Regions from separate parts of the Homo sapiens genome. Here region 2 is linked to region 1. Evidence: read pairs that join two places in POLR2A ChIA-PET (ENCODE). Cell type or tissue: OCI-LY7. All regions are shown on one strand. Links, peaks and the distances in the headings refer to the core of each region. The heading gives the core; the rest is flanking DNA. Region 1 overlaps MYO9A (myosin IXA). Region 2 overlaps MYO9A (myosin IXA).

Evidence for each region. ChIA-PET counts read pairs that join two places held together with the same protein. Peaks named below come from ENCODE experiments on the same cell type or tissue, not always from the same donor. Only the 100,000 strongest peaks of a DNase experiment are listed, where the experiment ranks them.
Region 2: POLR2A ChIA-PET joins it to region 1 with 5 read pairs; 2 of 35 experiments call an interaction of 5 or more read pairs at or near these places.

What each region holds. Positions count from the first base shown.
Region 1 is chr15:71,923,824-71,926,626 of GRCh38, forward strand. All of the region lies in intron 18 of MYO9A (myosin IXA), which reads right to left. It overlaps LOC107984713 (a long non-coding RNA gene), which reads right to left. Exons shown (of 2, transcript XR_001751795.2): 2 at 41-2,803. Among named protein-coding and RNA genes, the nearest start is that of MYO9A-AS1, 68 kb to the right of the region's middle. In OCI-LY7, for the core only: no CTCF peak of the experiment used is centred there; no DNase peak of the experiment used is centred there.
Region 2 is chr15:72,073,308-72,076,110 of GRCh38, forward strand. All of the region lies in intron 1 of MYO9A (myosin IXA), which reads right to left. Among named protein-coding and RNA genes, the nearest start is that of MYO9A, 43 kb to the right of the region's middle. In OCI-LY7, for the core only: no CTCF peak of the experiment used is centred there; a DNase peak (open chromatin) is centred at 1,424; H3K4me3 peaks cover 1,306 bases; H3K27ac peaks cover 1,794 bases.

The DNA.
Region 1 (2,803 bases), core at 130-2,629:
TAAGCCTCTATTTCACTTATTTCTGCTATGATCTTTATCATTTCTCTTCTTCTATTAACTTAAGGTTTATTTTGTTCTCATTTTTCCTAGTTCCTTGAGGAATAATGTTATTGGTGGTTTACTGGAGATCTTTCTCACTTACTAACGTAGACAATTATTGCTATAAACTTCCCCATTAGAACTGCTTTTGCTGTAGACCATAGGTTTTAGTACATTGCATTTGCATTCTCATTTCTTTAAATTTTTTTTTAATTTCCCTTTTAGTATCTCCTTTGACTCATTTGTAGTTCAGAAGCATGTTGTTTAAAAACTATTTGCATATAGTTTCTAAAGAACCTATTATTGATTTCTAGTTTAATCCCTTGTCACAAAAGATACTCCCCAACTTGAAATTTTGTTTATTATTATTATTATTATCATTATTGTTATTATTTTTGAGATGGAGTCTCGCTCTGTCACCCAGGTTGGAGCCCAGTGGCGTGATCTCGGCTCACTGCAAGCTCCACCTCCCAGGTTCAAGCCATTCTCCTGCCTCAGCCTCCTGAGTAGCTGGGAATACAGGCGCCTGCCACCATGCCTGGCTAAATTTTTTGTATTTTTAATAGAGACAGGGTTTTACCGTGTTAGGCAGGAGGGTCTCAATCTCCTGATCTCGTGACCTGCCCACCTTGGCCTCCCAAAGTGCTGGGATTACAGGTGTGAGCCAAGGCCCCCGGCTCCCAATTTGAAATTTTTTTAACTTATTGAGACTTGTTTTGTGGCCCAACACATGACATATCTTAAAGAAAGGTCCATGTGCTAATGAAAAAAATGTGGGCCAGGCGTGGTGGCTCACGCCTGTAATCCCAGCACTTTGAGAGGCCAAGATGGGTGGATCACCTGAGGTCAGGAATTCGTGACCAGCCTGACCAACATGGTGAAACCCCATCTCTACTAACTACAAAAAAGTAGCCGGGTGTGGTGACACATGCCTGTAACCCCAGCTATTTGGGAGGTTGAGGCAGGAGAATCGCTTGAACTCGGGAGGTGGAGATTGCAGCAAGCCGAGATCGTGTCACTGCACTCCAGTCTAGGTGAAGAATGAAACTTAGTCTCAAAAAAAAAAGAAAAAAAGAAAAAGAAAAAAATGTGTATTCTACAACTGCTGGGCAGAATGTTTTGTAAATGTCTGTTAGGTTCATATATCTTGAGTGCAGTTTAACTCTATCGTTCTTTGCTGATTTTCTGTCTGGTTGTCCTATCCATTGCTGAAAGTGGAGTGTTGATGTCCCCTATAATTACAGTATTGCTATCTCTCTCTCCCTTTAGGGCTAATAATATTTCCTTCACATATATACATGTGTATATATACACATATATACATGTGTATATATACACATATATACATGTGTATATATACACATATATACACATATATATACATATACGTATACACATATATACATATATACATATACGTATACACGTGTATGTACATATATACGTATATACGTATATGTACATATATACGTATATGTACATATATACTTACATGTATATATACATATATACGTATATACGTGTATATGGATATATACGTATATACATATCTATGTATATGTATATATAGATACGTATATACATGTATATCTATATATAACCTTTCTTCCTCTCTTACTATTTATCTGTCTGTTTTGGTGGTTTTCTGGAGAGTTAAGCTTTAATTCTTTTCTCTTTCTTATTTATGTATCTGCTGTCGTTTTGTTCTTTCAGGTTACTATGGGGCTTACATTTTAAAATCTTGTATTTATAATGGACTATTTTAAACAGATAACAACTTTGCATACAAATACGCTAGACTTTTATCCCCATCCCCCCACAATTTATAACTTGCTGCCTTAATTTACATCTTTTTAAAATCATGTGTTACTTAACATTTAATTGTAGCTATAGACATCACTTACCATTTTGAGTTATAACCATCATACTAGAGATTTAAAAGACTATATGCCACCATTACATTAATAATATATTCTGAGTTTGAAAGTGAAATTACCTCTAACAGTTCTAAATTGGATTCTGAATTGACTTCTACCAGTGAGTTTTATTCTTTTGCATATTTTTATCACGGTAGTTATCTTACCATATTTCTTGTGTCCCCGTATTGACCTGTGCCATTAGGTGAAACAGCTGCCTCTTCCAATTTTATGGGGTAACTTTCTTAAGAAGACATTTTCTGTAGATGGATCCTAAGGTGGTAAATGGGTAGGGTGCTTTAGCTTTGGTTCTAGGTAGGTGCAGCAGTGTAGTCTCTGTGTAATTTCTTTACCTGTAGTCAACATCCGATGTTACTGCCTCAGTGACTTAGGCTACGGGTGTTTACAAAGTTGGTGTGCTTTTCCAGTACTATGTTGGTGCCACCAAGCAAGCCAGTCCTCTGGTCCTGGGGGGCATGCGCAAGGCATGAGTGACAGTTCCAAGCCATGCACCGTGGTATATGCCTATAATCCCAGCAACTTGGGAGGCTGAGGCTGGAGGATCACTTGAACTGAGGAGTTCAAGTCCAGACAGGGCAACATAATGAGACCCTGCATATTTTTGTTTGTTTGTTTTAAAGTGCAGTGGGCCAGACACAGTGGTTCACACCTGTAACCCCAGCACTTTGGGAGGCCGAGGCAGAAAGACTGCTTGAGGTCAGAAGTTCAAGACAAGTTCAGGCAATAGAGTGAGATCCTGTCTACCAAAAACAGAAAAATTAGCCGGGCATGGTGGTACATGCCTATATTTCCAGCTACTTGGGAGGCTAAGGCACGAGAACTGATTG
Region 2 (2,803 bases), core at 205-2,704, 150 kb after region 1:
ATCAGAAGAGGTAATTATTTCAACCAACTACCGCCACAATTGTCAGGGTCCATGGAACATCAAAAAATTATAACAAAATAATACCATCTTGCAACAGCCATTGTATCTAGGCATACCCCTGCTCTTTGTTCCATAGAGTCAACATATAACTCTTATTCACATCTCAAGGAATCTAACTTAAAATATATTCCATGGATGACCTCCTAAAAACTGAAAGAAATTTAGATTAAAAAGAGCCACACTTTGATTGAACAAATACATACCTATAGCTGAGATTAGCTGTTTAACAATGGTTCAACATGGCAATGATTTTATAGCAAAAGTCCCTGGGGAGTTATAAAAACAGAAACCTAGCACTGATATACAGTAATCTTCTGATATAATTTGATATACAGTAATTTGGATAACTCTTACAGACCAAATTGAGGTATCTACTAACCGAAAGGAAACAAAAGGAAAGGCCACCAATGATAAGTATTATGTAAATATGGCAGGTATCACAGCCTAATAAAATTAAAAGACTCCACAAATTTTTGAAAAAACAGAAGTAGCTGTGTGACCTGGGACAAGTTATTTAACTTCAAATATTATTCATTGGGATTTAATCATGGTCTACTTCTGGGGTCCACAAAACTTTTTCTCTATAAAGGGCCAGACTGTAAGTATTTTAGGTCTTACAGGTCATATGGTCTCTGTCCCAACTACTCAACTCTTCCTTTGCAGAATGAAAGAAGCTATAAACAAAAATTTATCCTCACATCACCTGCCTTTACACATAAAAAATGAAGTCTAGAAAAAAATTAACTGATGGAAATTTAGATTTGACTAGGTATTAATGTGTGATAATAATAATAAATTAACCATGCTCTCAGTGGAAATGAGAAAAGCAAGTCATCTCAGAATCCATCAAATTTGTTCATGCTATTAAAAACTTAGAATACCACCTTTTCAACCTGTACTAAACAAGAAACTAATAAAATACTGAAAGTTCTTCCAGTTAGAATTTAAAGGTCACAAGGGAGAATCACTCCACTATATTAAAAAGACAAAGCTAAACTATAAAATCCAAATTTTAAAACTCATCGGAGAGCTGAGAATACAAAGAAGTCTGAAAAAAACAACAACAACAACAAAAAACAATTCCAGAAAGGAAAAAGCCCTTTCTAGGCTAACAGACAAGTGACTACTTTCAACTCTGAGATCATGGTGAACACAGGAATGAATAATCCTATAGACTGATACGATGGACCAAATTCCAAAGAAGTCCCACAAGTAAAGTTAATCAAAACAACCTAAAAATTCTTCCCCATGGAGCTTTAATAGAGTATACATCAATGTGCACTAATCTAGGGGTAGACTCGGAGGGCAAAGTGAGATGATCTGCAGAGTAGAAAGTCAAGTGCAGTGCTAAAGCAGAGAGATCCCCGGAACTTAGCTAAACTTAAATCTCAAGATCTATTGTAGAGTGAAGACTGAATCCTCCCTTAAAACACTTGAAACCAAAAATAACTACAGTTGCAGCTCAGCCCAGACATAACTCAATTCCATGTCAGAATTAATAGTTTAGTCCCTTTTTTGATCTGTCTGAGGAATTAGCATGTCTTTTCTCAGGAAGAAGCAGTTAGAAATTTCATTTTCACTGCCTTTTTTTTTTTTTTTTTTTTTTTTTTTCTTGAGACAGAGTTTTGCTCTTGTTGCCCAGGCTGGAGTGCAATGGCACGATCTCAGCTCACTGTAACCTCCACCTCCCAGGTTCAAGCAATTCTCCTGCCTCAGCCTACCAAGCAGCTGGGATTATAGGTATGCGCCACCACGCCCAGCTAATTTTGTATTTTTTTAGTAGAGACAGGGTTTCACCATGTTGGTCAGGTTGGTCTCAAACTCCTGACCTCAAGTGATCCACCCGCCTCGGCTTCCCAAAGTGCTGGGATTACAGGCATGAGCTACCACGCTCAGCCTTCACTGCTCTTTTTACATTTAATATTCACATATAATAAAAATTACAGGATAGTCAGTCATGAAAATGTGACTTATAGGCAAGAGAAAAAAGTCAACACTAACCCACGGATGATGCAGATTGGAATGAGCAAAGACTTTAAAATAAATTTTATAAAAATATATGATATTATTATGTATAATCTTATAGAGAGAAAAAACATTGATTAAATATATTTTGTCACAGAAGAAGAAATTTGGGGGAAAAAGAGCCAAATGGAAATTCTCAAGTAAAAAATATTTGAAAAGTTCACTAAATAGACTTAATAACAGATGAGACACAGAAAAGATCCATGAATTCAGAGAGGTCAACACAAACTATCCAAATTAAAACGAAGAAAGCCAGGCACAGTGATTCACGCCTGTAATTCCAGCACTTCAGGAGGCCAAGACAAGAGGACTGCTTGAGTCCAGGAGTTCAAGACCAGCCTGGGCAACATAGCAAGACCCCATCTCTACAAAAAAAATTTATAATAAAAATAATAATAAAGTAAGAAATACTAAAGTAATTTCTTCAGACTGAAGGAAAATAATCTCAGACAGAAGTCTAGATCTGCAAGAAGGAATGAAGAGTACTAGAAAATATTGTGAACAAGACAGCTATGTCTACTGTTACCACTTCTGTTCAACACTGTACCAGTGGTAACAGCAAGTGCCATAAAGCAATAAAAAGAACTGAAGGCATGAAGACTGGAGGAAGAATTAAAACTATCTTTATGGGCCAGGCGTGGTGGCTCATGTCTGTAATCCCAGCACTTTGCGAGGCTAAGGTGGGCAGATCACTTGAGGTCAGGAGTTTGAGACCAGC